Regions from separate parts of the Homo sapiens genome. Here region 1 is linked to region 2. The links are chromatin loops, found by intact Hi-C in ENCODE. Cell type or tissue: heart left ventricle. All regions are shown on one strand. Each heading gives the region's core, and the rest is flanking DNA. Links, peaks and the distances in the headings are about the cores only.

Evidence for each region. Hi-C counts contacts between places; a loop is a spot of excess contacts. Peaks named below come from ENCODE experiments on the same cell type or tissue, not always from the same donor. Only the 100,000 strongest peaks of a DNase experiment are listed, where the experiment ranks them.
Region 1: a loop joins it to region 2, with 3 times the contacts of the local background. A loop is called at or near these places in 2 of 110 quality-filtered maps.

The regions. Positions count from the first base shown.
Region 1 is chr2:143,437,483-143,453,941 of GRCh38, reverse strand. The region is part of intron 8 of ARHGAP15 (Rho GTPase activating protein 15); the gene reads right to left. Among named protein-coding and RNA genes, the nearest start is that of ARHGAP15, 320 kb to the right of the region's middle. In heart left ventricle, for the core only: no CTCF peak of the experiment used is centred there; no DNase peak of the experiment used is centred there; H3K4me3 peaks cover 444 bases; H3K27ac peaks cover 2,284 bases.
Region 2 is chr2:143,929,244-143,945,702 of GRCh38, reverse strand. QTMAN (queuosine-tRNA mannosyltransferase) reads left to right here. Exons shown (of 12, transcript NM_001376312.2): 12 at 1-7,635. It overlaps QTMAN-AS1 (QTMAN antisense RNA 1), which reads right to left and starts at 8,636. Exons shown (of 3, transcript NR_110237.1): 1 at 8,067-8,636; 2 at 4,539-4,689. RefSeq lists a silencer at 8,135-8,334 and an enhancer at 8,529-9,212. In heart left ventricle, for the core only: no CTCF peak of the experiment used is centred there; DNase peaks (open chromatin) are centred at 8,392 and 8,722; H3K4me3 peaks cover 2,718 bases; H3K27ac peaks cover 4,894 bases; H3K27me3 peaks cover 1,614 bases.

The sequences.
Region 1 (16,459 bases), core at 5,272-13,271, 490 kb after region 2:
CCATTTGAGTTACATAATTATACCAGTTAGCTGAGTTTTCTGCTCCCTTCTGAAGCATGTGTTCTATCAGATTTGATATGAAAAGCCTGTCTCTGGGAAACAAAGAAATTGACCCCTATCTTTAACATCTTTTTTTTTTTTTCCGATTGGATAAATTTGTTTTCACTCAGTAAGCTAATATGATATATTTATGTATTATGTTAATAGTGAATCAAGACTTTTATAAATGGAAAATGAATGAAAACAGACTCATGGTTCAGGAAGTTTATAGCCTTCTGTAAGGCACTCAATATACTATTTTTCCCCTGTAAGTCCAAAGACATTTTGGAAAATACATTAATCTCTAGGAATTTCAATCATTTATCTTTAAGATAACATTTTCTTAACCAAATTAGGAGAACTTTTCCAAATACTATGGAAGAAAAGAAAATACTTGTACTAACGTTATGATTAACATTTATTGAGTACTTACATTCTCCCAAACAATGCTATAAACGTTACATTACTTAATCTAATTTATGCTTCCAATCAACTCTGTGAGGTAGATACTATTATTATTGACATTTTTAAGATTATAAAACAGTAGCTTAGTGAGGTTAAGTGACTGGCTCAAAGTTTGTAGAGCTAGTAAATTGCAGAAACCATCAACCTCACTCCAGAAGCCGGATGCTACACAGTGGTTTGTGGTTCCAGGCTGTGAAGTTAGACTGCTTGGTTTCAAATTCTAACTCAGCTACTTCTTAATTATATAACTTTGTGTAAATTGATTAACCTTTCAGTGCCTCAGTCACTTAATAGATAAAATGGGGATGATAATAATGTCACTGAGCTGCATAGGGTTGACAGGATTCAATGAGAGTAGATTAAAGTGCTTAGAATGCTGCCTACAGCCTGGTAAGCTCTCTAAAGTATTTACCATATCTATACCATGCTTCCGTGGTATGGGAGACATAACAACTCTGTTCTTACAATACTGTTCATAAATTTGACATAGTAATTGTCCTTGGGTAAAAATTAAATAATTTCCTTTATGCCAAATATTTTTAGAATGGGAAAGCTTATGCTTATTTTGAATTCTACTATATCATCCCAATATTTTCTAGTAATAATCACTATTTATTAGGATAAATTATAGGTAGAAATGATAAAAGATTAAACACAGACAGAACCTTTGTCAGAAGTCTAATTACATCTTTTGTTGGCTTTCCCTCCTACTCTCCCATGATCAAATGAGCACTCTCATTTTAGACTGCTACAGCATTGAGACAAAAAAAAAAAAAAAAATCCAAAGGGGCCACAGTTGAGGACTCTTGCTACAAGGGTGCACCTCAGCACACAAAAAGTTACACATGCATCTTTTACATACTTATCCTTAAACTGTTTATCTGGCACATCCACAGGCAGCTGGTGGAACAAATAGGAAATCCTGGGAAGCACATTCATTTTTAAAGTGTTAATGCGCCCAATCCAAGAGACAGTAATGTGCTTCCATCCGTTAAGATCCCCTTTAATGTTTCGGGTTGGAGGGCCATAATTTAAATGAAATGCATTATCCAACCCGGAAGGTATTCCACATCCTAAATATTTAATTGATTGCTCCATCAGGGGAAGATGAGCCTACACAATAAGCAGATCCTACCTATATCAAAGTGTTCGATTAATAGTGTCTCTAATTTAGGGTAATTTAGGAGTTTACAACTTATAAAATGGCTATTTCTTCCGCATTCCTCCCAAAGTACCAAGAGGATTGTGTCTGGATTAATTGCAAACAGCAGACGATTCTCTGTGTATAATGAAAACCTAGAGTCAGCATCATCCAGCCATGCACCTATAATTTGAGTTCTCATCTGAATATTTTTCACCAGGGGCTTCACATCCAATGTAAATTGAAGTGGCAAAGGAGGAAAGTTGTAATTGTTGCATCTCCCTATTAAAAAAGTTTAACAAGTCAAGTTCATTCCTGCTGATTTTTAGTTAGTTGGGTCTTAGCTAACTGAGTGAGGAAGATAAATCAAGCTACTTGCAGATTTTCCTAATGGTGCAAAGTTCGGCACCCTGAGGACTGTGGAAATGTCTATTACTACACTTGTAAAGAAGAGAAGTGGAACAAGACTGTGGGTGGCTGGATCCATATGAGTGATTTATTACTCCTGAATCCACTTAGTCATTTCCGGATAAGCACTTAAGTGCCAAAAGTTTATGGTCATTTTCAGTTTAAGAAAAACACAGGGCACATCTTAACATATGAAACAAATATATTATCTAGAGAAATTTGTATTTTTTTTCTGAGCTGACCAACAAACTTTAAAATTTGAGCTTATAAATGCAGAGGAACATTTAACTCTATTTAAATATGTCTACTTTTGATTTTCTGAGGTCCTTTCAATTCTAATTTTTTCATAGAAAAAAATACAGAAATTCTGTGAAACTATCCTGGGATTTGGGATCTGATGACAAATAAACTAAAAATTTAGTGGCTTATCAAGAATATAATTTTTAATGTTAAATTTACCTTTTCAGTGGCAGTTTTCCTCTGTCTTCTTGAAGTGCTACTTTCTAGATGGCTTAATTTTTGTTCAAACACAAATTAGAATCAATTTTCTGGGGAAAAATAATCAGTATAGCTTCTGTTCTCCACAACAAAGAAAATACATTTGTAGACATATTCTGGAAATTTAAATCCCCAAATGCTCTTTTGAGCAAGTCCAAGGAGATTTGAAGACTGACATTTTGTACTTTGCTATCCCCGAGAGGCGAATGTATGATCATCTTTACTGAGGTTTATTTCCGTCCCTGCTGAATTAATATGCATTTTCGTTAACTAATCTTGAAACAACAGGAATAAAGTTTATCCAGGTCTTTTATACCTCAGAGAACAAAACAAATACTACAAATCTTTAGAGAGAGAGGATATACAAAAGGGCTTGAGGTGAATATTTCAAAGCAAATACTCTTTAAATGATGTGCAAATTATTTCAGCTCTTGAGCAAGATTTATGAAAGGGGATTAGCCCACTGAAATAAGAACCAAGTTTAAACTGTTGGGTTTCAAAGTCAAAGATGAGAAGTGGTTACAAGAAAAAGATGGAGACAGGCAACAATAATTTAGAGGATGGATTTGTCTCAGTTTTTCCCTAAACTGACTCACCTTAAATTGTCACCAACTGTTATTCTTAAGTGCAGTAAAAAAAATTGCATTTCTCCTCTAATTTTCTTCTTCTTTTTTTCCTAATCTTTAGAACCTGTGAAGTTCCTCTGATTTTCTATAAAGTTGAGAGTGTAATAATTAAGAAATGATACTGGAATTTATATTTCAGCAACAAGGTCTCTACTTGCGAGGTAAAAAATATATACTCCCAAACTGTGTTAAAGAATTAAAACTATTCAAGCTGGAAAGGGTAACTTCTAAGAGTTTTGAGTCAGAGAATTTTTTTTTAATTCACAAGTCACATCTATAATAACACAACACAGATGTTCTAATATTCCAACATGCTCTTCAACTAATAGTTAAGAGCTTCTTGTAAGACTTAAGAAAATAATCACTTTTATGTAATTGTAAAGATTAAGTGAGCTCACTGCTTCTTATGATTCCATAATGACCTGCAGTTCTGGAAGGTAAAGGAAATTTTAATGACCCCACTCATATGTGATTAATATCTAATGCTTCTTGACTAAAATTCTGGATTTCGTTCAATAAAAATGAGTTAAGCAAAAATTCTTTGGGTCTTCAGCCAAACCCTTCCGTGGAAATCAATTATGGTTATGCCCGATTTAAAAAAAAAAAAAAAAGCATGAAACCTCAGTAACAAACCCAGGTACCTACTAGGAAAAAAAAAAAAAGATTAATTATGAAACCTCAATAACAAACCCAGGTACTCACTAGGAAAAAAAAAAAGATTAATTATTCTTATGTAAGCTGTCTTAAAGTAAGAAAGGTAAATAAGTGAAGTGAATCTAGGCACTACTAAAATTTTAAGGCATCTCTTTCAGACCTGTCTCATTACTGTCCAAAACATTTTTAAAAGACTGGACATTTTAGGGGCAAATTTATGAGAAAGATTCTTACTGAGAAAAGAATGATTATTTGCCCATTTTGGTTTCCATTTCCTATAATTAAAAAAAGGTAGACATGAAAAAAAATGAGGTTTTATTTCAGAAATAATCATTATCAGTTCTTCCCAGTAAGTGAAATCTCACCCTACTAAGAGGGTTAATCAGACTTTATTTTGAATCTTTCCTCTATTTTTTGATAACTAAATTGTGAAATTGTGGGCCTACTTTTGTTTTCTTTGCAATTTTTCAAAACAGCTTGACTGAAGTGCAGCCTGGTGGGCCTTGATTCTTTTGGCAGGTGCAGCAAATAAACTTAGTCTACGAGTAAAACAGCTACGTTGCTGCTCATCCAGAATTTTAACATCTAACCTGAAAGGCCAATGGGAAATGAATTCAAGTACTCAAGAACAACATAAAAATAAAGAAATTTAAGCAATCAAATACTATTATTCTTGCTTGAGAAGGGAAATAACAAAAAGAGGCTACATGTGAGATTATGTGTTCCGAAAAGAAGAGTCAAATGGAAGATAAGGGATAAGTAGAATTTCAAATGGATTTTGCACATTGAGCTATCCAGGGAATTAATGGATAATTTCCAGGGAATTGCTTGGAGCTTTGGTTTCTTGTTTGTCTGTTTTGGTGAGGGTAGTTTAGGCTCAGAATCATTTTTTGATATTGTTGCTGTTCTTTGGCTGGGACTGTTGACTTTTTGATGTGGGAGTTCAGAATTTCTGACTTAGGTGTGGCACAGGCAAAAGTTACAAGGCAGTGTAAGTCTTGGTTCTTTCTCATTTAGTCCGTAATCATGGGTTGGAAGGGATTGATGAGATTAAATAGCCACCATTCAAAATCATGCATTGTCATAGCATGACCAATATAATAACCATATGCAGGGTTATTTTACACAAAGGCCGACAAGATAGCTCTTTTATATGAGTAGGTCTTTTGTCCAAGTCCCAAAGGCCACCCTTTGGCTCTGGACTTTCAAAAACCTCTTTAAAGAAGTTATTTATGTCATATGGTAATGTTTTTTTCAAATTTTAATGTGCATGGGAATCACCTGTTAAAATGCAGATTCAGTTCAGTTGGTTTGGGGTTGGGCTGGAGAGGCCATATTTACTAACAAGCTCCTAGGTGATATTGTCATTGTTGGTCCATGGATTATATCTAGAGTAACAAGAATCTAGTAGGCTCCTGAAAGAATGAGATTCTGCTTAGCTCCTTGGCATCCTGATGGTTGTTTTCCAAACCACAGAGGCAATGGGTATTTGGGAGCTGCCAAGACTTACAATATATGTCAAGAAAACCTATCAATATCAAGTCAGATATCTCTGGAATCTTTCTTCTTCACCTATTCCTACTGCCTAGTTTGGACCTGCAGCATATGGTACATGGTCTATTCTAATAGTCTCTGAATTCATCTCCTTACCTCTGATCTCTGAATTCATCTTCTTACCTCTGATCTCTCACTCTGTGCTACCTATCTCTGCCATTCTCCACATTTTCCCCAAAATTATTACTCTAAAAATCAAATCTGTTCATGTCTCTTGCCTGCATTGAAGTCTTTCACTAGGCTCCCATTATTTATAGTGAAAAGTCCTAATTTTTTAGCATTCCGTGAGAGACCCTTTGCCAATGGTTCACTCTTCATTTCCAACCTGATCTCCAGTTGTTGCCCCAATGTTTTGCACATTCCAGCCTCACCAATCTATTGTGCTCTTCAACTATTTTATGCTCTATGGTTCTTTCCTTCCTGTACAAAAGTCTATCCATGCTCTTCTCTGTCATTCCTTGTTTCTCCATCTGAAAAACTGCTAGAGTTCCACAGCAGCATTAAACTCCATAAACCTTTTATTCTCCTTCATAGGTATGTTCTCTTCCCTGGCTCTCTTCTGCCAGCCCCTACCTATGTGTGTCCAGGGATCACTTCCAAATATATTACCTGTGATCAAATCTTTGTCTCAGGGACTGCTTCTGGAGGAACCCAAACCAAAACACCCATCAACAGGACAGTGCCTCACAGTTCAGCCTTTCCCTTCATTCCTCATGCATAAAATCTGTAAGGGTTTCTTCAGGGTTCCCCTCTCATGCTCTCGGTCACTTGTTTCCTCACTCACTCAGACATTTATTCGTCAGTGCAAAAGTAAACGAGGTTTAAAAAATGGCAAAACTGCAATTACTTTTGAGCCAAGCTAATAATTCTGAACACCACTAGGTTTCAGACTCTGTTCTGAGTGATGGGGATAGGGAGGGGTAATTAGCAGAAGGTCTTGGCTTATACCTCCAGGCACTTGCAGTCTAATGGAATAGAGTGGTCCTGGTTTAAGCTAATGACTGAAGCTAGGTCAGCTAGGATTACTCCCCAGAACTCAGATATCACAATCCTTTTGATACAGTGAACATGGTGGGCATCCCTTGCCAGCTGATCAATACACTATAGTTTGGTGAGACCAGACTTTCAGTGGTTTTCAGTTTACTCCTTATAAGTGGCTCAATATCCATGTGATTTGTATAATATGTTTACTTTAGTCAACAAAACCCATCTTTTTATCACCAGATGCTTCATGACACTGAGTTGATTCTAATATGTATTATTTAAACATTAAAATTAAATAAAATCTTTCCTTGCTTTTAAGTGAATTTACATAACTCTCTGTCAAAATTCTACCCTTGTATTATTTTACTATTTTCTATAAGAATGGAAATGGCCCTAGAACTAGAAATACCATTTTACCCAGCCCATTACTGGGTATATACCCAAAGGACTATAAATCATGCTGCTATAAAGACACATGCACACGTATGTTTATTGCGGGACTATTCACAATAGCAAAGACTTGGAACCAACCCAAATGTCCAACAATGATAGACTGGATTAAGAAAATGTGGCACATATACACCATGGAATACTATGCAGCCATAAAAATGAGGAGTTCATGTCCTTTGTAGGGACATGGATGAAATTGGAAATCATCATTCTCAGCAAACTATTGCAAGAACAAAAACCCAAACACTGCATATTCTCACTCATAGGTGGGAACTGAACAATGAGAACACATGGACACAGGAAGGGGAACATCACAGTCTGGGGACTGTTGTGGGGTGGGGGGAGGGGGGAGGGATAGCATTGGGAGATATACCTAATGCTAGATGACGAGTTAAGGGGTGCAGCGCACCAGCATGGCACATGTATACATATGTAACTAACCTGCACATTGTGCACATGTACCCTAAAACTTAAATAAAAAAAAAAAAGAATGGAAATGGCAACAGACACTTGACAAACTTTAATCTCTAGAGATTGCCATCGTGTCAGGCTCACACTCAGGAATGACAAAACCAAGCATTTATTCCCCATGACACTTAGGATCCCTTAAGAAAACAAAAGGTAAAAGGATATATGTTAACCAGAGTCAATAAAATAATGAAGATATTAAGAAATTAAGCCTTCAAAAAATTACGCATTTGTTTATGCTGCATTTTGGCAACTGTTTCAACAGTTGCAAAAGTACATTCTTGCTATATTTCTAAATTGGTAGATTTATAGTAAACAAACAAAAGTCATGATTATTTTACTCAGAATTTACCCAGATGGAAATCATTTTATAACATAATATATAATCTACAAAGTTATTTGATATATTTTAGATCCACTATATACATTTTCTCTAGATCAAATACATATATAATCTTTTTAGATAATCAACATTTACATTTATAATATTTTATAATTATATAAAATATATATTATATTTATCTGGAAACTCAATTTCAAGAAACTTAAGAAACTTGTCAAAGTCATATGGCTGTATATCTTGGAGTTAAGAACTGTACTCAAATTTTCTGACTCTCAGACTCAAATTTCTTACACAATCTCATACAACCTTTTGAACAGGGTTCTGAGGGCTAACACTTTGATAACTTTTGTGTTAAACTGGATTTTTACAAATAAGCTGACACTAGAGAAAAGTATTCTCAGTCTTATAAAAATAATCAAAATTACTGTAATTATTTGTTATATATTACAGAGTTTCTTTTTCTTTTATTGCCTCCAATAGAAACTTGAAAATTCCAAGTCAGAGCCCACAGAAGAGCTGCAAGAATAACTATGAATCACAGTAACTCTTTCAAATAAAATAGGGTGTTAGAATGGATGATGGGAATATTGGGAAGTATGATCTGGGCTGAGTCCTAAAGGATGTTAACTTTGTAAAGAGATAACCCTGATTTCAAGGTAAAAGTCAGCATGTAGCAGTGTGCATCAGGTATTATAGGGACTATTTACCTGGAACATAAATTATGGGTCAGGGAGTGATGAAAAAAAACTGGAGAAGGGGCACAGATCATAATGAGCTTTCTATACAGAAACTTGGACTCTAATTCCAAGAGCAATAATTCCAATGCAGTCATTAGAAATTGTTCTTAATCTGGCTGGGTGCAGCGGCTCACGCCTGTAATCCTAGCACTTTGGGAGGCCAAGGTGGGCAGATCGTGAGGTCAGGAGGTCGATACCTGCCTGGCCAACAGAGTGAAATCGCATCTCTACTAAAAATACAAAAATTAGCCAGGCGTGGTGTTGCCCGAGCCTGTAGTCCCAGCTACTAGGGAGGCTGAGGCAGGAGAATCACTTGAACTTGGGAGGCGGAGGTTGTAGTGAGCCAAGACCACGCCATTGCACTCAAGCCTGTGTGACAGAGTGAGACTCCTTCTCAAAAAAAAAAAAAAAAAAAAAAAAATAATTGTTCTTAATCTTTGACTTCAATTTTGGAGAAGACCTTATCTGACAGCAAAATCCCAGTCCTATATTTTCTACTTGGTTATGGCATTTCCTATCTAGTCCTCTACCTTTTTAGGCCAATTAATTTTGTATACAAATAGGGTATATTTATTTACATTAGGAAAATTGGGTAGCAGGAACAACTGATTTCAGGTACTACTTAAATAACCAAAGAAAGATGTATTGGCAGATTGCTTTAGGTTTCTCAAGTCATCCATGAGCCATTTCTTGAAGAAAGCTAGGAATCCTAATGTTACAGATCTCACTTTATTAAAGTTTGATGAAAACATCTGGTATTTCTGGGTTCATCTAATACTTTTGGGTGAAAGCAATATCTGATTTTGTTTAGTGAGGGCTATACTATGAGTAATAAGAAACTTATTTTACAAGAAAATCTCAAAGATTCCATGTGTTAACAACGGATTTTTTTTTTCCCCCAAGCATGTTATTAGGCCTATTTGGGACATCCAAATAAATCCATCAAAAAGCAAATTACTTCTTTAGAATTTTGAAGGAAAGTAGCGTAAGTTACCATACTTCAGAAACAAAAAGGAATTGACCAAATAAATCCTGTATACAGAAAGAGGTGATCATTTGCATTCAAAATAATGTTTTGCTCTGCACATGGATTCACTGTACAAACACCTTAAATGCTTAAATGTCAGCTTTAGCAAAGATTCTTTAAATCTGCTGTGACAACAATGAATGATGATTATATGCCTAACTTTATAAGAAAACATTAATATACGCCCATTTTAAAGTCATGGAATAAACAAAAGGACACTTTCTGAGGATACCAAAGATCTTTTTTTTTCTTTTGTTTACAATCACAGTAGTGTATTAATGCCAATAAAATATTGCTTGAGAGTTAGAGCAAAGAGCCCTCTGGATTTGCCCTATTATTGAAAGCAAGATGCCATTTGACCTAATGAAATCAGAAATTGATTAAATGCAGTTCATCTAAGGGGAAATATGCTCATGGTGTTATTGCCAGGGTCAGAAGGAAGATAGGGTGATCTAGTGCTTGAGCACTGAGAGGGTTAGGTGGACTTTCAGAGTAGCTGATGCTATGAGATACACGACAATGGACATCCACAGGTCAGAGGGCGAGATCAGCCCCTTAGATGGGAAAGAAGAGATTAATCAGGACATTCTTTGCTCAGCTCATAATGAAGTCCTCTTATCAAATGATTCATTGAAAACTGAATGTTTTGAAGAAAGTGCAATCTACGGGTCCCAGAAAAAGTAGGTACTGCTGCTTGGGAACATATGTCAGAACAATGGCTAGAGTCACACAGGGCCATAGTGAAGCCTGGGACCTTCATGCATAATACTATTCTGATAAATTAATGTGGATGCTTGACTATCAAATGTGTCTAATTTTTACTCTTTTCCTCTCATGATGTTTACATCTTGCAGCTTTAACAACATAAATGTCATTTATAATTTTTCAATTTTTTTCTTTACCAACTATTTTGAAATAAGTAACTCTCAACCTGTGAAAAACAACTGAAAAGACAAGTGACACTCAACTATTCTTTAGATATTGTCTGTCTTATAAGTATAGTAATATGAAGTGATTTGTTTCCACATTTTAGCTCAATAGTTTATTTTTCTCAAGAGGGTTTTGAATAAAACTGGTACCAGAGTGGCGCTAGTTATTTTGGGGAAAAAAAAAAAAGGGTGAGTGACCCTCTCACCCAAATCAGAAAACTTTGTCCTCTTGATAATATAATAACCCATGATATTCTACAAAAATGTCACGACTTTTTTGTTTTTCCAGGAAAGAGCTCTTCCATTTCTTCAGAACTAGATATGGTTTATCTGTGCAATTTTAATACTGTTTTCATTTCCTTGGCAGATGGTTTGTTCATCTTATTATTTTCATACATTGGCAGGATTAGACTGTTTTACACAAAATTCTTAATAAGAAAAAACTTTAAAATATGTATTTATATGAGCCTCCAGAACAGGCTTCACAGTATGTGTTTTAACAATTGATAATTACATATTTATCCAAGAAACTCGTGTGACTTTTTAATTTTGGATAATAATAAATATCTTAAAAGTTTTCTTAATTACATAGTTCCCAGAAAGGTCTCAATGGTCACAGGAAAAAAATATATTGGTTTTGGAGGAAAATAGGAAAACAATGAGTTATCAATGTTTCATGTAAAGAGGTCTTAATGTAACTTATATTCAGAAAATTTGATCTTTCTTTGAAAGGTTCAGGTCATAATCAGAAAATATGTATATTCTTTTATTGAATTAGGCACATGGACATACCTACTTTTGTGTGGGTATGTGCGTTTACTTCAATTTTTAACTGGAGAACTTTTCAAACATACAAAAAAAAATGAAACAATAGGATCATGATCACTTGCCTATGCACCACCTAGATTCATCAAATGTTTATATTTGGGACAATTCCAGACTTAATCTGTCATTACACATACTTTTTACAAAGAACATCTGTCTTGCTAAGGACTCACTTCCCATTAATGCTACAAAAGCTGCCTACCCAGTCCTCAATTCTCTCCTTTTTCTATTATTTCTTCCGGCTCGGAGGCTTTAAATTCCCTCCCTGCCACTACTGGGGACTTTCAGGGCTCACCAGAATCCTAGCAAAAGCAAAAGCCATTCTGAGTCTCCTAATCGCTTTGGTGGAGACGGTACAGAAGTGGGGATCTAGACCGGAAACTAGATCGAAAGCAATGCTACTGGGAAGTCTTAGCTCTCAGGGCCAGAGGTGCAGCAAATTCAGAATGAGTTGTTCCCTAGAAACAACATTGTAAGTGACTGCAGAAAGTTCAAGTGTGCTTTTGTGGCTTGGTACATGGTTTCCTTGTGAAAACATACCAGGTCTAAGCAACCAATTTACAATTGGATTTTGAGAACATAGCCTACTTATAGTTGTAGAAGACCAGTATTATAATTATTTAGATTAGTACAAAAAATTAATGTTTTCTCTATCAAACTTGTTTTCATCACTTGGCATGGTCATGATACTTTGCAGGCAAATTTTTTAAACAAAGACAAGTTAAAAGTCCGTAGCATTTTAATTTTTATTGTGTAACTCTCTCAATTCAAGTTTTTTCTTTCTGTTGTCTTATTGCACACATCATTAAGGGGATATGGAACTGGGAAATGCACATTTAAATACATATACCCTAATTATTAGAAACATATTACATATACCCTTATTGCACATGTCATTAAGAGAACGTAGATTTGGGAAATCCACATATGCATTTAGGATTTCACCCAGAACACATTTGTTTTTTATGATAACTTAATCAAGAGACAGCTAAAGGAAAACCCATTTCCTTTTAGCTCTCTTACCTTTTGACTTTAGTCTTCTAACTCATGTTCATTTCAGGGTGCTTATTTCCAATACTAAAGTGTCAGTTTTATTTTCAAGTTATCCAAGGTCTCCACACTCATGGATTTTACAGTTTAGCAATTGATAGGTATGAGATATATTACTACTAAAGCATAACCTACATACAAAAGTTATTTTTTAAAAATTGAAAGCACAGATGAGTGAAATCAAGAATTTTAGTTGTATACCTTTAGTTGTATTTCTTCATAAAAAAGAATTAATGTGTGTATGAATGAATAAACTAGAACTTTGTGTAAAGGAATAGTGAGATGGCTAATGCTGAATCCTTCCCATCAACTTGAATTTCTGAATGGCATGCTTTTCTGGGTTTAGGAGAATCAAGAGTGTTTCTTGGCTCCTTTCTACTGTTTCCTGGTGTGCTGCTCCCAAGAATGCCCTACCTGCCCCTTTTACATGGGAGTTGCCAGGGGAAAGACCAGCTGCTCGTACTTAGATTTTTTGCAGCTATGACTCCCATATCCAATTCTGGTACCCTTTTTCTACCTTTCATACACTCAGGGAGTAGGATGGCAAGCTTATATGCCCTGCTCCAGTCTTTCATCAACCACCACCAGGCTCAAGCCCTGTCTCAGTGCTATCTGCTTGGGGACATGGAGGATAATAATAAGAGCTCCTACTTACTGAGTGCCTGCTATGAGCTAAGTATTTACATGTCTAATTTCAAATTCTCACACGATCCTTTAAGGACAGTATTAGACCCATTTTTATAGATGTGGAAAGTAAAGCTCAGAAAAGTTAAGAAACCTCGCCAAGGTTATCTGATGCAAGATTTATTATATTTGGGCCTTCCCCCTCTTTGCTGTCAGTGGAAGACAATTCTCTTTCCTCAGAGAAATATGTTCACATCTTCTTTGATTGACTCTCCACTTTCCATAACAGCCCTCCCTGGAGAGCTGCTCTCCTACTCTCATCCCAGGCTGGTGTCCTGAGTTTCCCACAGTGATTTGGCCCTTGCATTAAATTTTCTGGCTTCTTGTCTGTTAGACTCAACTGATATCTTAAAATATCTGATTCGTTCTTAATAGTGTTGGCAGGTTAGAATCATATTTTTTAAAAGAAAAGTATATGTAAACATAACTTTCTGAATTCACTCATTGAGAGAACATATTTTTCCCATGTTATATAGACAAACTGGACAACGAAATCACCACCTGTTAGCTGCTAATGATGTTCACATGCCTTTTAAAAAAGTAATTCTGGCTTTATCTGTCTACAATCTTGGCGGCAAAACTCATGGGAACATCAAGGGCACAGGAAGCCAAAGGCAGAAAACCGACAATAAAGTTTGTGCTTAGACTACTAATAAGGAAGAGGATACTGTTGAGTCTCTGATTCTATATAATTATTTAATCTCCAAAGGGTGACATAAAAGCGAATGCAAGTTTTAAGAAACCTAAGTTTGGGTGTTCAAATCTAGGACTGAGATCAGAGGGGTTTCACACAGGGTATTTCCTACTTGAAAAAATATATTTTACAAAGCATCAAATATAAAACATGTCAATCACTATTTCAAATGCATGGTCTAATTTGATATTGTGTGGGTGGGTCAATCATTATGCCTTTCAAATGAAAATGAATACATACATATTGAATGAACTTAATTCAAAGTAATAGATGGATATTAACTGTGTCCTACATTGCAAAAAACATACTGGCCCTAAAAAAAAAGGCTTACAACTATACATACTCACCAAGATACAGAAAAGAATCATTTTCTAAAATTAGAGCTAGTGTTAAAGATTAAATTATTATTTTAATAGTGAAATCAAAATTGAAAGAAAACACCCAGTTTTAATTATTTTTGCCAATAAGTTTTTGGGTCCTGATTCAAGTTTACTGATTTCTATGAATCTTATTTTTAACATAATATTTCTATCCAAGTCTAAGTTCGATATAAACTAAGTTTACCTTTTACTTGTTCACTTTGTTATAATGTAATGATTAAAAGTACAGGCTCTAAAATAAGACTGCTTGGGTTTGAAACATGTCTCCATAACTTGTCTTTGTACAAATTACCTTAGTTCTTCATGCCTCAGTTTTCTCCTCTATAAAATAAGGTAACTAATAGTATCTACCTCATAGGATTGGTGAGAGGATTAAATGTATTGCTATAAGACAAGCACTTGGAACAGTGCCTGGTGCACAGTAAATGTTTCATATTTTCTAGTTTTTTTTTAACTTCAAAGTAAAAGGTGAGTATGAAGTCACTGTACAATTAGTTAGATTTTGAAATGAATAGAATAAATCATGTATCTCTTCCCTTTTTTTTTTTTTTTTTTTTTTTTTTGAGACAGAGTCTTGCTCTGTCGCCCAGGCTGGAGTGCAGTGGTGAAATCTTAGCTCACTGCAACTTCCGCCTCCCGGGTTGAAGCAATTCTTGTGCCTCAGCCTCCCGAGTAGCTGGGATTACAGGTGCTCGCCACCATGCCCGGCTAATTTTTGTATTTTTAGTAGAGACAGGGTTTCACCATGTTGGCCAGGATGGTCTTGAACTCCTGACCTCAGGTGATCCACCCGCCTTGGCCTCCCAAAGTGCTGGGATTACAGGCATGAGCCACTACTCCTGGCCTCCCTTGTTTTTAAGTAGGATTGAGTTTAAGCTCAAAGTAGAAAAATAATTGTCTTTTCCAATTAAAAATAGATTCTAAAGAGAAGTAGTGAGTGTTCTATCTAAGATTTTTTTTTCAGCAGCATCTTAATACTTTTAAAGTGACTGTTACTTAATAGAGAATTCATTATCCTCAATGTTTCTCAAATACATTTTTGCAAACCTTTATTTTCTCCATAGCTCAGGTTTTAGAAACATCTTAAGGTCTCTGAACCAGCAATTATATCTAAGATTCCAGACCTACTAGTCATTGCATCACATATTCTTTTATATGTACTACAGAATGTCTATATGATTAACACTAAATATATACTCCCAACTGAATCCCAATTCTGAAATCTTACCTTATGTCTCAAACCATATGAAGTAAAAGAAGACAATGATCAGGCATGAAAGGAAAACATTCTTTAAATGAAATACCTCTAAACTGTACCATTATGGAAAAGTCTTTTGAAATGGCATTAACTCTCCACAAATAAACCATGCATTTTCTAGACATTAACACTGATAATCTTAAACTCCAACTTAGCACAACTGGCTAAGTAAATGTGTCTAGCAGTTGTTGAAAATTATGGCATGGGATTTTGCATAAAGACTTAATTTCAAAAGGGTGCTTCTACTCTTAAATTCTCATGCAATTTCTAGATTTGTAGACTTCAGTAATTCAACTTTGGCAAATATGTTATCACATATAAATAGCTTCTCTCTTCCCTATCATATGTGTATGAGTCTTTGTGTGCATGTATGTGTATATACATATATTTCTTAATGCACACATATATGTACACGTACAAATAATCATCTAGCATACATACATACGTGTGTATGTGTATGTATATATGTATATATGTACACATATATTCCATTAGCAGCTCTTCTCAACTTACTGAGTTCTCTTTAAATTCTAAAGTTTAGGATGTCAGTATACTGATATTTTGTCAGAGGGAAATAGCAGGAAAAAAATGATGATTTGCAAGATTGGGGTCAGCCAGGTAGAAGACTCCCCCAAAATACTATAATTTTTAAGACTTTGGGAAATAGGTTTTCTCTGGTTCCAAAGATGTCTACCTTTTCTGAGACAGAGTCTTGCTTTGTTGCCAACCAGGCTGGAATGCTGTGGTATGATTTCAGCTCACTGCAACCTCTGACTCTCTGGTTCAAGCAATTCTCCTGCCTCAACCTCCTGAGTAGCTGGGATTACAGGCACGTGCCACCATGCCCAGCTTATTTTTGTAGTTTTAGTAGAGATGGAGTTTGGCCATGTTGACCAGGATGATCTCGAGCTCCTGACCTCGTGATCCACCCACCTCAGCCTCCCAAAGTGCTGGGATTACAGGCGTGAGCTACCTCGCCCAGCCAGATGTCTACCTTTTCTTTCAGGAGGTTGAGACTCAAACCAACTCAGTGAGATATGTGTTGCATATTTTAATAACCCCTTTTCATTGAGGAAGAAGCAGTCTGGGGAATGGTTAAGAAAGATACTCAAGATCACTGTGTAAGTAGTGAGACCATTCTTTTTACTCTAAATTTAATTCTTAGAATATTAGAACTAGGTGTGACCTTGGAGAACATCTAATTCACATCCCATATTTTCTATCAGCCTCTCTGGAAAGCACGTT
Region 2 (16,459 bases), core at 5,166-13,165:
CTGGGAAAGGTGGCTAGACAAGGGGCAAGCCAGGCTTTCTAGCTTCTGGAAGGATCGAGTGGCCTAGCAGGCATCTAAGATAAAGAAAGCAATGATTCGGAAGTCCAGTAGGGCCCATTTGACCGGTAGCAAAATCGAAAGCACGAAATAGATCAAGGTTAGGGAGCCAGACAAAGCCCTTGGAAGAGAGGCAGTATTGCAGATCGAAGCAAGCAGTTCAGAGTCTATGAGGCCTGGGAATTTAAAAGCAGGAAGAGTAAGAAGCAGAAACAAGAAGCTCCATCTGAACAGACTCCTCTCTCCAACCTTCATGAGACCCACAGTGTGTGATGGGCCACCACAGCACTGGCTTCTAGACTTTTACAGGGAAGCCAGTGAACAAATTACCTCGTCACCCAGAAAACAAAGAGCTCAGGAACTATTTTGGAAGTTCCTTCCAGTCTAAGACTATGGAACTCAGAATCTAGCAGGTGTGTTCCTTTGGATAGCAAAACTAAAGATATAAATATGAATAAGAAATTCTTTGCCACTTCTCCTGGGCAAGGTTATACTTTATGCCATCTACTGAGATAAACCAGATGAGTCAGTTTGCTTCTGTCAGTTGCTGTGTCACAGATGACATCTTCTCAAAATAATATTATCTCACAGCCAAGAAATAGCGCTTCGTTTACTGTGTTTTTCTATCCTGAAACTAAATGGGCTTACGCTTCATAGTGGCTAAGATACTCCACACACAACTAGTACCCATAGATCTTTTCTCACTGATAGGAAAAAAAAAAAAAAAGCATTAAACACCTTTCAGAGAGTACATCTGAAACATTTACGTATTTTCCTGATTTAGGCAAATATAATATTGAAAGTTACCTGTATGTGGGCATTTTTTTCTACACTCATAAATGCAAATCAAATTTTGCCATTAGCTGTGGCCAACATTCCTTCCAGGACAAAAGCTTACATTAGGCCGGGTGCGGTGGCGCACGCCTGTAATCCCAGCACTTTGGGAGGCCGAGACGGGTGGATCATGAGGTCAGGAGATCGAGACCATCCTGGCTAACACGGTGAAACCCCATCTCTACTAAAAATACAAAAAAAATTAGCCAGGCATGGTGGCGGGTGCCTGTAGTCCCAGCTACTGGGGAGGCTGAGGCAGGAGAATGGCGTGAACCCAGGAGGCGGAGCTTGCAGTGAGCCGAGATCGTGCCACTGCACTCCAGCCTGGGCGACAGAGCGAGACTCTGTCTCAAAAAATAAATAAATAAATAAATTTAAAATAAATTTTAAAAAAATTACATTAAAGGTGTCACTTATTTGCATGATACCGAGATTTGGAGTTTAAAGAAAAACCTTATAAAGACTGTAATGTCAGAGTTGCTACTAGTTCACATAAGCAATAAAAAGTTTTGTAAATGTGTAATTCTTAACATTTAAAAATATGTAGGAGTGTGTGTGTGTGTGTGTGTGTGCACACGCACATTCATGCTTCTCAACACCCACGACCTAGTGGAATGGAGTGTTATTAAATAAGTTAATCAGTATTTTGTTGAAATCTCAGCAGATAATTAGTACTACACGTTGACTCATTAATTCAGTTTCCCTTATCAACCACCCCCATCATTTATTGTTTTGAGTATGTTTGATGGAAAACTTAGTCTTCCTCTTTTTTTTTAACACTCGATTGTTTTTTTCTTTTAAAATAAAGTCAATTTTAATTTTAAATGTCTTTAAAAGTCCATCCATTATCAAGACTTTGACACAGTGTCTTGAAATACAGCTTGCCCTAAACTTAATCTATGCTTCTGGCTAGGTGTTTCTATAACAAATATCAGGGCACCTGGTTCTTAACCTTCTCATTTATACTGTGTTGACAGAAATAGATGCAAATACCTTTTTAAAAATGCTCCTGGTTTAATAAGCATCCTTCAAATACAGTTAAGTTTAAATGCCCTGCTCCTGTTCTCAGTCCTTCAGACATCAATATGGCAGGCAGAATCCATAAGTCAATGGAAACTCTTAGCCATAGAGGGCTGCAGAGATTAATTTCAACACCTTGAAATGCATCTGGAAGCAAAGATTTCATTTTATGTTGAAGGTGTTAATTATATTTGATATTTTTAAAAGTAAAATCTGTTTTTGAGAAAGCATCTGCTACCCAGAAATATTATGAGCCACAAAAGAAATTTTACTGAAGTCTCAAGATACTTTCTGTGGATGATAGAATCAGTTTTCAAATGATAGTCCATGCTGTCTTTTAATGCTGACATACACTGTGGGTCTTATTCTTCTATTGACTATTGACCCAACTGCCTTTCTTTTTCAGTGGAAAATTTGGGACTATTTAATATTAGATCTTATGTTTAACAATGAAGAGAGTATATTATAAACCACTGACTTGAACATGTTTCATTTTAAAATTTGAGTTGTGATACAGACAACTAATGCTCCTATCCTATGCCCTCTCTTCAAAGCTATTCATTAAAATATAACTGGGGAAGTTTGAAAAACATGCGAGCAATTCTACATGCTGCTCAAAGATACAGACATGTGTGATTAAAGTACAGTATTACAGAAAACCTGGGAATTAACCAAACTTACAATAATGGTTATGTCAGAGGGGCCATGGTAGAGAAAAAAAAGGACATAGAAGTAGGGAAAGGTGCATTCGTTGCATGATGAGAAGTCTGTTTCTTAAGCTGAGTCGTGATACACAAAGGCTTCTTGCCACTCTTTGTGACATTTCATGTGTCTTCAGTGTATTTATTGCATATATCTTTTGATAGGAGATATAAATACTTCAGGAAGCATGTTACTAGTTTTGCTATCAGGCTATCCTTAACATTTCTTGGTTTTCTCAATTATTGATTGAGTCAGAAAACTGCTTGCCTCAGACAGTGATACAAACTACTCTACTGCCAATGTTGCTTGAGAAGACTTTCCTCTGCTTAACAGGAGCCAGGGGCTTCACCTCAACCCTCATGCTGTGGAGAAAGTCAGACTCAACTGGCCACAGGTTCCTGTTTCTTGGGGCTGCTAATCACCATTTCTAACAGATGCCTGTGGCATTGCAAACACAAGATGGAAAACTATAGCTCTAAACTCCCTTCTGAAGGGTAAGGAAAGGAAGAGGAAGGCAGATGTTAAATGAGCCCAGTCTTTCTCATCTCAAAAAATTCAGAGCTGCCTGTTAGAGCACAAGAGCTCTCAGAGCTCCCAACCACACTGCCCACTCCCCATAGTGTTGCCTCTCCCCTTTCCTCTTTAAGACGCAGGAGCGAATCGTGGTCTTTGTGCTTTCACTGCAATCTATCCCAGGGGAAGAGTTCTCCCGGGTATCTGTGGGATGCCCTTGCTGCATGTGAGGCACAAATGGCTTCAGGGACCAGGATCCTCACTCACTCTGCAGTCCATTTTTCTAAATTGGAATTTGCGATCGGTTTCTTCAGGTGTCCCACCATCATCTATCATTATCTGAGTTATTCCTTATCCTCTCCCAACCCCAAGGAGAGGATCTTAATTGTTTTTATAAACTGACAGAAGGAATTGGTGATTCTTGGAAGATAATTTTAAATGGTTATATTACTTTCCTATTACTGCATTTACTGCATTTAAATAGCAGGTCTAAGGTGGGGTGCGAGAAGATGTGACCCCTAGGAATATTGGTATGACCTTTCTCAAGCAATTTGAAGTCCTTTAGATCTGAAAATTTAATGTCTTCAATATCATTTCACAGATGAGAAAATTAAGGCACATATAGTGACATATTTAGGAGCTGAAGTGTGTTACAGAAACAAAGTTTTTTTGTATAAGCCTTTCCCTACATGGGATGTTATCATTGTCACCTATGTGCCTTTCAGGAAGCACCAAGTGCAGTATGCGTGACTCAGTTGGACCCCTAGTTCCCTTCTATTTCTCCAGCTGGCAGGAGACAGCAAAGGACAGTGGAGGTGGTTATTTTGTGGCCCACATTTCTGCCATTAAAAGGGACATAAGAGACTATGTAGTGTGGCCAATTTTTTTTTTTTTTTTTTTGAGAGAGAGAGTCTGGCTCTGTCGCCCAGGCTGGAGTGCAGTGGCACCATCTCGGCTCACTGCAAGCTCCACCTCCCGGGTTCACGCCATTCTCCTGCCTCAGCCTCCCGAGTAGCTGGGACTACAGGTGCCCACCACCACGCCCGGCTAATTTTTTTGTATTTTTAGTAGAGACGGGGTTTCACCATGTTAGCCAGGGTGGTCTCAATCTCCTGACCTCGTGATCCACCTGTCTCGGCCTCCCAAAGTGCTGGGATTACAGGTGTAAGCCACCATGCCCGGAATATGGCCATTATTTTAAGTGTTTTTATTATTGCTCTGGTTCTCCCTTTAGGGAGGCATTCAGTGAGTATACCCCATCTGTCACAGGCCCCCACCACTCCCTGTGGTCTTACACTCTGCTGAATTCATACATTTAGGTAACTTCCCTGGCCCTCCTGAGAATCACTTATTTTTGTAACCTCCTGTATTTGAGATGTAGGAAACTGGGGCCTGAGGAGAAGTTGACTTGCCTTGGGTCCCACAGTGGTACAGGCAGATCTAGAACTCAGATTTTCCAGGGCTCTTTCAGTAGGCTGTGGTTGAGCAGTAGTCAAGACCACCTCTTCAAGAAGGGAAAAACATTTGTCTTCTCTTTCTCCTCTTTCTTCCTTCTGCCTCTCACTGTAAGAAGAAACGTGTTAATAAGTTGCTAATACCTTACTCTAGGTGTATTTCATGTTACACCAGCCAGTGCTTGTATTCTCAATGACCATAAGGAGAGGAATGCGGAAGAATTGATTTCTGTACTAAAAGTTCAGACTCTGTGGCACTTGTGATATTTCTGGACAACTGACTCTTCTCTATTGCCTTTCGAATCATACAGTGGCAAAGCTGCTCACCCATGTGTGTATAAAGCTGACCCTTCATCAGAAAGGCAGCCCCCAGTGTCTCCCCACACAGGGCAGAAGAGCAGAGGGAGCAGGTGGCAATGTGGCAGCACCTTGAACTGTGCATCACTGGGCCTGCTCCCCCTCATCCCAAAGCAATAACCCAGAAATTACATCCTGAGACTTACTTCCTCAGAAAGAAAAGGAAGGGGAGGGATAACTTAAAAAGGAGAAACTTCTAATATGGTATTAGACTGTAATTCATAGGGAAATTTATGCCTGAGATATGAATTTCTGAAAATAAGGGGCTTTTTTGGAAGGGAAACACTGACACATCCTTAATTATAGAGTAATAAATACCAATGGTATATTATCTTTCGATATTTCCTTACACAGATATCAAAGCATGCAGCTGTTTTTGAAAACTGATAATCAAGTACAATATAAGTATATTACATCTTGCACTTACAACACACCCTTCAACTAAGCAGCATCATGGAGCACTTAACGGTGAGAAACAGAGCTGCTCATAGTAGAAACCTAACTGAACAAATTAGCTTTGAATTGTAACTTAAGAATCGTAGTCAAACCAAAGCGTCTGTCCTTGCCAGGAAAGGCATTCCAAAGGCAGAGAGCATGCCAAGTAAAAAGGCTTTGCTTCAGGATTATGGAGACAGTTCTGAAAAGCCAGCATAACTTAATGATCAATCAGAAAAATATAGAGCAGTAACTACACAACTGAAGGATGCATAAAAATTGTACAAAACGTTAATAGTGGAATGGGGAGGTAGGATGGGATTTTACGGGCAAGTATTAAGCTCTTGGAAAGCTTCATTTGTTGCCCTCAATCCACACAGCAGAAAGAAAGAGAAAGAGACAAACATGGTCAAAGAAAAGTATGTGGACAAATGTGGGGGGTAGAAAAGGAAATGAAGGTTAAGCAAGGCCAATATAATTCAGAATAAAAGGGAGGGAGGGAAGTATAAGGAGCCAGCTGTAATTACTGAATGTTACATTAAGAAGAGCTGAAATTGAGAGGGGGAGGTCTTGAGTATTTTACTAAGTGGATTAATGTCCTCTTCCTCGGGTGTCTGAAGTTGCAGATTTTAATTTATTTGGTGCAGGGATTTATTACAGAATTCTTAATGGGTGGGGAGATAAACAGGGACAATTATAAGCTCTTAAGAAGAAGAAAAGAGGACCATATAATACTTTCTATAAATTTAACTGTAATAAACAGGGTTTCAAGCTATGGACAAAGATAGTCAAAAAAAGCATTTATTCCATGATATAGGACTAAAAGGGAAATAAGAGGTGTGTCCAAAAAACTTAAAGACCAAAACAAAGAAAGAAAAACCCACATAGATGTGTGATGCCAGGATTTTGAATGACTTGGGAGCTAGTTATTGCCGCTCTCCTTTCTCCACCCATTTAAAAAAATAAATCATAACTCTGGCATTTAAAAACCTACTCATGAACATCATTTATTAATATAAACTTAATCCTGTGCTATTCTTTGGTGGGTGGTAAGAACATGAATTAACAACAACTGGACTAAAACGATGGCAACAGGATGATCCACTCAAACACAGGAAAGCTGTAAGAAAAAGAAAAACTCCTAATCTGCTCTTTCACCTTACTTATTTTACAGAAGGAGAAAGCCAAAAAGGGGAGAGCATGTGGCTAAACCACAGAAAGACTAGATGCCTAAAGGAAAAATTTTAAAGTGTTCCTAAATAGGTATTAGAAGGGGAAGGGGGATGTAAAGCTTATGTGATTTACATCATTTTGTTAATCTGCTAATCTACTTCCCTGGAAGGTGAGAAAGAGTGTTGTCTGCCTTCTGCAATTGAAGAGACTAGGGCAGAAACTTAATTATGTTCTTACCCTGTGTATACCTGGCTGTCATCTGGCTGGCAACTAGTCCACAAACTATTGGTTCAGGCATTTGCCTGGCAATAATGTTAGCCATCATTTAAATTGTTAAATATGGATCAGAAGATCTCTAAGAATTACTGATATGCAGCTATTAATACTGGATGTAAATAATATTATTTGGGGTGTGGGTAAATCATTTGACTGGAACCACATTTAAAAAAAGGACTTGGAAATTTTATTTTTGAAATGCTGTTGGGGAGATGGCATTGATGAAAAAAAAAATTGAAAATGGAAAAAAACATCATCTACAAAGAGATGGGTAAAAATGACTAAGCAAAGAAGCCTTGTCACCTTCGACCTGATGCTTCATTGTATCAGAAGAAAGTAAACAGATTGCTAACAAAGAGACCACCCCTTCTAATTTCCAAAACCGGCCCAGCAACAAGAGGGAGAAAATAGAGAAGAGTGCACTGCGTGGTGGCTCAGGGTGATCCTTTAATTTGAGTGTTAAAAATGAGGGCACAGACCTAGAGGTTTTTAATGGTCCGCGGGTGGACTTCAGATTCTGAACACTCCTCCACCTTCTGTGGAGAATTCGGGACACGGTGGAGTTTAACCAGTATCTTAAATCCCAGGGACAGGGTGGAGATTGCTTTGTGATCCTGATTAATTAAAAGGAAAGAAATCAAAGCAGACATCTCTCCTTTTTCCATTTGAGCCGCAGAGCCATGGAGGGGAACTTGTGCTCTCTGGTGCTTGCAGCTATGTTCCCTGGCTTTCATCGTCTTGGCTTTTCCCCTTGTATTTCTAATGCTGTGATACCAGGCCAATAAAATGGAATCTACAAAACTGCAAAACAAAATTGTGTGTATGTGTGTGTGTATTAGAATTTTACTGAAGATAATTGCAACACTTTAAGCACAAAATTTTTAACTTAAAATGTATGAGTAATGAAGTTTTAAGAAGCAAAATGTGCTCAAGCGGAGTATTTGTAGTCCCTTTTTTGTAAGAGGTTCCCCAGACCTCTGGGTGCATCAGCAAACTGTCCTACACGATGGAGCGTGCAGCTGCAATTTGGCCCCGGGCACCACCTATCCAGAGTTACTACCTAATGCATTTTACATTTGCACACATTGTCAAGGGGTGGGGGGCAGCTAAGAAGGGGCCTCCCCCCCACCCCCCAGCGTTCTGTTTCCTTTTGTCGCGGCCGTCAGCTGACACGTGGAAAATGTGGTGTACGGTTTTGTTTGCCTTTTATCTGTAATTAAGGATCCCTTGTCTGGGGCTTGCTACCTCTTTTCTTTCTGCCTCCCTGCCGCTCGGGTCTTCCGCCCTCGGTCAGGTCTGGCCTGGCGCACCGCAGCCTGGGGACTCCGGGTCGCCGGGCGGAGAAGCAGGCAGTGGGCGCAGGGACCTCCGCGGAGCCCGGCGCTCGCCTGCCGAGAGAGCGCACGCCCCGGCACGCCGGCCCCGGCTCGCCCGAGCCCCCGACCAGCTAGTGCCTTGCGTCGGGGCAGCTGCGCCCGCGTTGCCCAGAGCGGGTCGCCTTGCCGCGCGTCCGTTCCCTCCACACCGCTGCGCCTGAGCGGCCAGCGAGCCCGAGCTCCGGTCTGCGGCGGCGCCCGCCCTCGACGCCTAGCTCAGTCTCGTCCAGAGCGGTGGGGGGAGTTTTCTGCACCTTTCAGGCGCGGGAACATGTCGAGGGACGGGGGAGGACGTTGAGGTCACGAAGTCATCACCCACTCCTCTCGGCTGCGTGGGCGCTGCGGGAGCGCAGAGCCGGAGCACGAGGGGCTCGTCCCAGGGCGCGGGCCCCGCCAGCCCCTGGCGCTCCCACCCGCGCGCACTCCCTCGCACACCCGCGCTGGCACGCGCACCCTGGCGCGCGAACTCCCTGCCACGCGCGCGCTGTCACGCACACACACCGGCACGCACCCGCCACGCTCGCGCCGACACTCCCAGGCTGGCACACGCACACGCGGTGGGGACCCACCCCTGCCCGGGTTTGGCTGCGCCGGGCTCGCGTGCTCTCTCTCGGGCACCCCCGGGAAGGGAGCGCAGCTCGGTGGGCCGGCACCCTGTGCTTTATGCGTCTGAGGATTTCATTGAACTCGGTTCCCTGAGTCGGCCAGGCTCAGTCCTCAGCGAGGGAATACGATGAAGACGCACTAAGCAAAACCAGAAACACCGATGCCTACTACCTTTTCAAAAAACATAACTTGCCCTCAGCAATCCCGCGAAGGGGAGTGGGGATGGGCACGGGGACTCTCCGAAAGGGATTTTATCTACACAGTTTAGAATAACTCCTGTCTCTGGTATGTTCGGATATGTGATTTAAATCTCACCCCCCGGACGCTTTCTTTTTCACTTCACACCTGTATATTGAAATACAAACCTCATTTCTCCTCCTCACCACCAACTGGTTATTTAGGAGGAGTGGAGAAGAGGAGTTAAGCAATATTGGGGCAGGAGAATATTTAGAAGCATTACATTGATTTGTCACTCATTTGCTCTGATTAGCTTTTTGAAAACTTGTGAAGATATTCCTATTTTGAAGCTTGTATTTTGTTAAAAGCCTCCCTCACACTGCCGTGATTTATCATTATTTATCTGAGTATACACACGTATGTATAGGAGAAAAGGAATGCTGATCCTTCCTGATTTCAGCAGTGCCGTTTTCCTTTCTATCCATGTGGTTTTAGCATAATTTTCTCCCTCTTTCTCACCAATAGAGATATTATAGTACGCAAAAGCAGGGCACACCTGTGACCAAATACAAGCAACATTAGCCTGGAGTGTTTGCGAATACTCCTTGTCATCTGTCGCTCAAGATTTCCCCCCTCAGATTTGAAATATTCCCCAAACTGGTTTAAAGGTGTGAGCGGGTGGGTTAACACGTGAGAGCAGTCCAAAAGTAAAGCGAGGTTGGGAGAGGGTGGCCTACATAAACCAACTCTTGGAAGGCTGAACAAGAACGCATGGGAAGTGCATTAAGAAGAGACTGTAAACAATGATAATCAGGGCTTTCAAAAATCATAAAACGGATTGAAATATCTGATTCATTATTTATTCATCACAGCGCAACTTTGCGAATCTGAGAATAGTGTTTGGAAACCAAGTGCCTTCTATTTAGTACATCAAATCAGCAGATGGGTCTCCCTTCCAAACTGCGGCTAAAGGGTTAAAGCTATAATTTTAGAAAAGAATCTTAGGAAATGACACTCAGATCTAATATATTTCCTTTTCTTTCTGGCAATAATATCCCCCAAAGAATAAATATATACTTATTGATATCATGATAATGTTTCTCATTCTGAGTACAAGTGTCAGACTGATTCCCGTTTGTGTAAGTGTTTTTAAAACTGCGAGGACACTTTCGCTACTCTGAAAGCTGACGAGCCAATGAAGGGGAGCTTCTTTTAACTCCATAATAGCAGGTTACATAGTAAATGAACACTGATGGTCAAATAGCCAATTATGGTATAAATATCCGTTGTTTACAGAGAGGTGTTAAATGAGCCTTGGAGTACAAGGGATTAGGCCGATCTATGCTACAATTTGTTCTTCAACCCATTATGTCTTCCCTTTAAAAGGCCAGTGCCATTGTAGGTAGTACGCACACAGAACATACTTCTCTATGTTGATTTTAGTTTGCTTTATTTCGATGCACACTGTTGTTTACTTTTTAAAATTTAAATAAATGTCAGCATTGTATAATTTCTATGTTAACAAAGCAGTGAGCAAAATCCCTTGTATGTTTATAAAATATTATTGTTTAATTCACATAGTTTAGAAATTCCAAATGTTGAGAATAGGAAGGAGGCCAAATACCATCTGTTTATAACTATGATGCATCGTAATATGTGTACTTTTAAAAGGAGTTTGGTCAATCATGCCACTATTTTATCTGCTCGGAATATGTTGGAGATTTAAAATGTAATTTACAGGATTACTTTTAGTGCGTTGCATCCAACTGTGAGTTGTAAAGAAATCGGTCTCTTCTGTTTTTCTCAAATTAATCATGTAACAGCCCCAATTAATGGGGGCTGTTAAACGTGTCGCTTTTTGCTTAGCTCCAGAATTCTTCTAACTTTGGCTCAGTCCACCTTCTTGATGCTGATAAAAACTCCAAGGACAAATGAAACAAAACACTCCTAGCTGTGTCTTTCTGCCAGGAGATAGTCACTAAGAATGGCAGGCAGGATATGGTAGCTAATAATTAGCTAACATCAGCCCTGAGAAATTACCTGTGAAATACCCTTTGGTACTGAATTGAAAAACATCTGACACTCCCTGTTTTAAAATAGTATTTTCTTGTCCCCGAGACTTCTGATTTAACTTACCTTTTATTTCAAAGGCATCTAATTGCATACCATGTAACAAAGGGAGTATACTTACTTGCAATAGATGAGCAGGTTTTTGTTTTTGTTTTTAGTTACAAACTCAAGTTATTCAGTTAGGAACTCTCCCTTGCTTTGCAAATCAGGGAATCTCAGCAACTGGGCCTTCAATTCCAGGCAGCCATAGTTTTAAATCCAGAGGTGGTTTTAGAGTGTCACACCATGGGGTCTCTTTTTCAAGAAGGAGGAAGTGAAGATGAGCTCAGATGTCTTGAAAAAGGTTTGAAAGCTGTGATAAAAACATTTATTAGCAAATGATGGTTGCTTGATTGATTTTTTAACAAGGTAGAATCAGTAAAAAGCTACATCTTGAAATGCTTTTATAAACACATGCAGAAATATGAAAACAAACTCCCAATAAACTGGGCATGTTCTGGATGTTTTACTTCTCAGTTGAGTGTTCAATGAAAAAATGGTGCTGTATAAAGTGGTTTCTCTGTACTATTTAGCAATATCTGTTTTCTCAAACATTTTAGTTTTAGCAGCTTCATCTAAAATTGTACCAACCTAGATTATGTACTCATACATAATTAAGAACATTAAGAATACCTTCTCTAAGTAAACAAACTGACCCATTATACTTTTTTTTTTTCAATCTAAATGTTATATTTTGAAAGTCTATTTGTTTTCTTTCTGGTCAGATTTTTTTCCCCCAAAAATGAATCCATTGGCTTTTTATGTTATCAAGATATGCTTAAGCTTGTTTTTCTTTGGGTTACAATAAGAAAATGCCAGACTCCTTTTTCCTACGTAATTGCTCAAGTGTGTACAGAGTATAAGAGTGAATCCAAAAAATAATAATAATGTTAGGGATAAAGAGGAAGGAGATTGGAAAAAGTGGAGGGGGAAGGGAGGTAAGAATAGCAGAAGATAGAACTGGGATAAAAGAGGTTTATCAGACAAAGCTTTCCAAATTGCTTGGAGGAGATAAGACATAATCATTACAAGCATCATCATTTCCAAATCAAACCTAGATTTTTGCATTCAGATATTAAACAACTAGGGGAAACTTTTAAGTAAACCTTTGTGATACATGTGAACTAGTTTTTTTATTCAAGCCCAGCATTCTTAAGTGAAGCAAGTACTAAAAGATATCCATATTCCCATTGTGGGAGACAGAGAAGTAGAGGCATTTTCTGTGTTTAAGGCATTTACAATATAGAAATAAGCCATAAATACATAAAATGAACAAGACTATGTATAATGCACTCTTATATTTTGCCTATTGTAAGTGCAAAAATAATGATGATTTTCAGTGGAGGAATTATTCGACATGCTTTCCTACTGATACTTTATCTAGCAGTTCATTTCTAGGCAAGTTAAACAAGGCTTAAAATGAATAAACTCTTCGGAACTCCTCTAGTCTAATAAATTGCAGTAGATAATCAAGATTGAAATTGGCATGTAGGTGTGCATATCATGTTCCCTTTAGAACCGACTTAGAGCCATAGCAGTGACCCACAGTGTGCACATAAGTCATTGCTATAGTCCCGTTATCTTGACAGCCAAATCATTTTATAAAATATACTTTAATAAGTTACTATTGAGCCCTGAAGTAAAACCATATAACTTAACCATTACTGAGTGGCCATTTATAGGTATTATATTTAAATCGGATAAAAGATAAAAGAAAGGAATTAAGAATAAGAAAAATGTATGGGAAACTATTTGCTTCTTGCGATTAATCTAAAGCATGCCAGAAGTATCTTTTCATTTTGCTTTTTATGAAGAATTATTGACCCTAAGAAAAGTCATTTGAGGACTGCAGGTAAACAAACAATAAAAACAACAACAACAAAAATATTGCTTTTTTAAGGAGAGAATACAGAAAGTAGTAAACTCATGCATTTTAAACATTAAGAAGAAAAGACATAAAATTTAACACACACAATAAATAATAAATATTCTTCAGTTTCATCTGATGGCTAATGAAGGGAAAAGCTCCTGGAAAATTTGGAAGGAGAGATGAATGTAACAAGGTAATTAACTCTTTGCTCCTTTAGCCATAGAAAAGAGCGAGTAGAGTAAGATTTCTTTTAAGTTTAGATCTGCAGCAACCACAGAGATCAAATCGGCCTCTACAAAATAAATAAAAGGATTCCCACTAGCTCTCCAACTCAAGCTCCAGTCTTGTTGTTGGCCCCCCACCCCCCCGACCTTGGGGCCCCAAAAATCTCAGGCCCTGGAGTCTTTGCTCTTTGATGGAATTCTTGCCTCTATTAAGAGATCAGCAGCAGCTGGGTTCTTGCCTCGTTCTCTTGGACCTTCTACTGATGGAATCTGCCATCTGGTATTCACTCTATTATACTTGGGTAGCTCTTTATAATTTAAGATGCGCTTCTTCATCTGTCCTCTGATTTAGTCTTTAGAACGCCCTTGTGACATAGATAAACCATAGCTTTCGTCACAAATGTCAGAAGGAGCAACTCAAAATCATACTGCTAGGACATTGCAGAACTGGGACTACAGGTGATAGCACATGGCACCCAGTGTGCTCCTTCCCCTTAGACTGGGTTTCATACTTTGCTCTTCATTTGGATTGTGAGTATGTGAATACATTACAATTACCATCTTTGTATTGGGTGGGGAGAAGAAGGAAAAGAGGAGGAGCTGAAGGGAAAAAGAAAGGAAAGAAAATAAATCTCTTCGGGCTTTTCTGTGAACTGGAGAAGGATAAGTCTTAAGTTTTTAAATAACTCCCTCTCTGCTTACCAAGATTAGTCAGGAGGGAAGCACTTCCTAAAATTTGTAACCAGGAAAGGAAAAATGAATTCCAAAGCTATCATGGAGCAGTGTGCTTTAACAGATAGAAATCTGAAGTCGATAATCCATTGCCAGAGCTCCTTAATGGATTCTGGGATATGCATGAGTTGGCCACAAGCTGGATTTGGAATAAAAGGTGAAGAACAACTCTGCTTAAGAAATGAATAGGAATTTGGGAAGACTGAAGAAAAAAAAAAACCTTGTAGAGAGGAAAAGAAAATGGTCACAGAATAGAAGGACATAAGCAAGGACTTAAAAGTAACATATCCAGCAGCAACCTGTAGTGGGATAGAATGGATTACTATATTCTTTTTATTCAAGGGATGGATTACACTGTTTTAAGCATGTGGCCCAATGTCATCTCTACCTGTAATCCCAAGCTTCCACTGAAAGCCAGCTACACTAAAACTCGCTTGCTTTAGTTCCACATTTGGGGAATGAAGGTACAAGGAGGGTGGACAAAGGTGACACTGTGGAAGAAATTATTTAAAATAAAGACAAGGCCAGGTGTGGTGGCTGACTCCTGTAATCCTAGCACTTTGAGAGGCCGGGGTGGGAGGATCACTTGAGGCCAGAAGTTTGAGACCAGCCTGGGCAACATAGTGAGACCCTATCTGTACAAAAATCTTTACAAATTAGCTGTGGTGGCACGTGCCTGTCATTCCAGCTACTTGGGAGGCTGAAGTGGGAGGATCACTTGAGTCCAGGAATTCAAGATTGCATTGAGCTATGATTGCACCACTGCATTCTAGCCAAGGCAACAGAGCAAGACCCTATCTCTAAAAAATGAAATATACTAAAGACAGAGAATGTTATGGAAGTGGAAAATAGGGACAGGAGATAATTAGGAGAAATGGAAGCCCTCTGAGGATGAACGCTAAGACACAAGGAAACCCATAATGCAGGAGGTCTTGGAGAAAACCAGGCAGCTGATTGTTGATGTTGTGGACACTTGGACATTTTTGGCTATTCAGTATCTACCTATCCTTCTGTCAGAATCTGAAATTCTATGTGAGGAAATAATTATTTCTTTTTTTTTTTTTTTTTTTTTTTTTTTTGAGACGGAGTCTCGCTCTGTTGCCCAGACTGGAGTGCAGTGGCGCGATCTCAGCTCACTGCAAGCTCCGCCTCCCGGGTTCATGCCATTCTCCTGCCTCAGCCTCCCGAGTAGCTGGGACTACAGGCGCCCGCAACCGCGCCTAATTTTTTGTATTTTTTGTAATTTTTTGTAATTTTGTATAATTTTTGTATTTTTAATAGAGACGGGGTTTCACCGTGTTAGCCAAGATGGTCTTGATCTCCTGACCTCGTGATCCACCCCCCTCGGCCTCCCAAAGTGCTGGGATTACAGGCGTGAGCCACCACGCCTGGCCCCGGAAATAATTATTTCTGATATTATCAATCCTGGAAATGGAATCTTGACTTGAAGAGAGGAACAAAAAGATAACGTCTGTATTCCAGTCCTTCCTGCGTGGAGGAACCCACTCAGACTATTTCCACCAAAAGATGGCGGGTGGGGTCTGTTTCCTAACCTCCGCAGCTGCTGGGGTTTCTACGAGTCCCAAGCTCAAAAGTCCAGCCTCCCTCCCTTTGATATTGTTCTCTATCCACTAGGATTCTGTCAGGTGCAGAAAACCGAAGGCCCTGGTTCAACTGACTTGTTCAGCAAGGAAAAATTATTTCAGATAGCAAGAAGGGTGGATGTAGAGTGGCTACATCTTTCCACTCTCCCATCCTGACGTGTTAGCCTTTCTTCAGCTGACCCCTTATGGTCACAAGAAGGCTGCAGCAATGCAGCCATCACGTCCTCACCATGTGTCTATTTCCAGATGCAGGAGAGGGTTTTTTTGTTTTTGTTTTTATTTTCTTGTCTCTCTTTCTGCAGTCAAGAAGAGTTTGCCAGAAGCCCACTAAGAGAATCCCCCACATAACCTCATTGCATCATATATGCATAAACTGCAGGGGGAATGGGAATTGGATCTATCAATTAGACCCTAACCCTGAGCCATATAGGAGTAGAGGGATGAATAGACCATTAAAAAAATTAGAATGAAGTACACAAAGACAAAAGAGAGGAAATGACTATTTGGTAGCTAATCCATACTGCAACTTCTCCCAATAAATACATTCGTGTCTAGTTTAGTCAGATTGAGTTTTTGTTGTTTGCAGATAATCCAGATTAATATCCTCAGTTATAGCTACTACTGAGATAACTGACATTACTGAGATTATTTAAATTTTAGATAACTTTTGATAAATAGAGATATAATTTGCTTTTACTGTCAAAGTTATTTTTTACTTTTTTTATTTATTCATTTAATGTATGTGAAAAGATGACTTGGGTTTTAGAAATATTATTTTTTTACTCTTCTAGATGTGCAGCATATATTGGCCATAACAAATTTTTTCAATAATAAGTTTCTAAATATGTTTAATGTCTTACTTTGACATTTATTCATGTGTCCCTTTTTTGTTCATTCTGTAATTCATATAGTCATTAACTTCTTCTTTGTTTATTCAAAA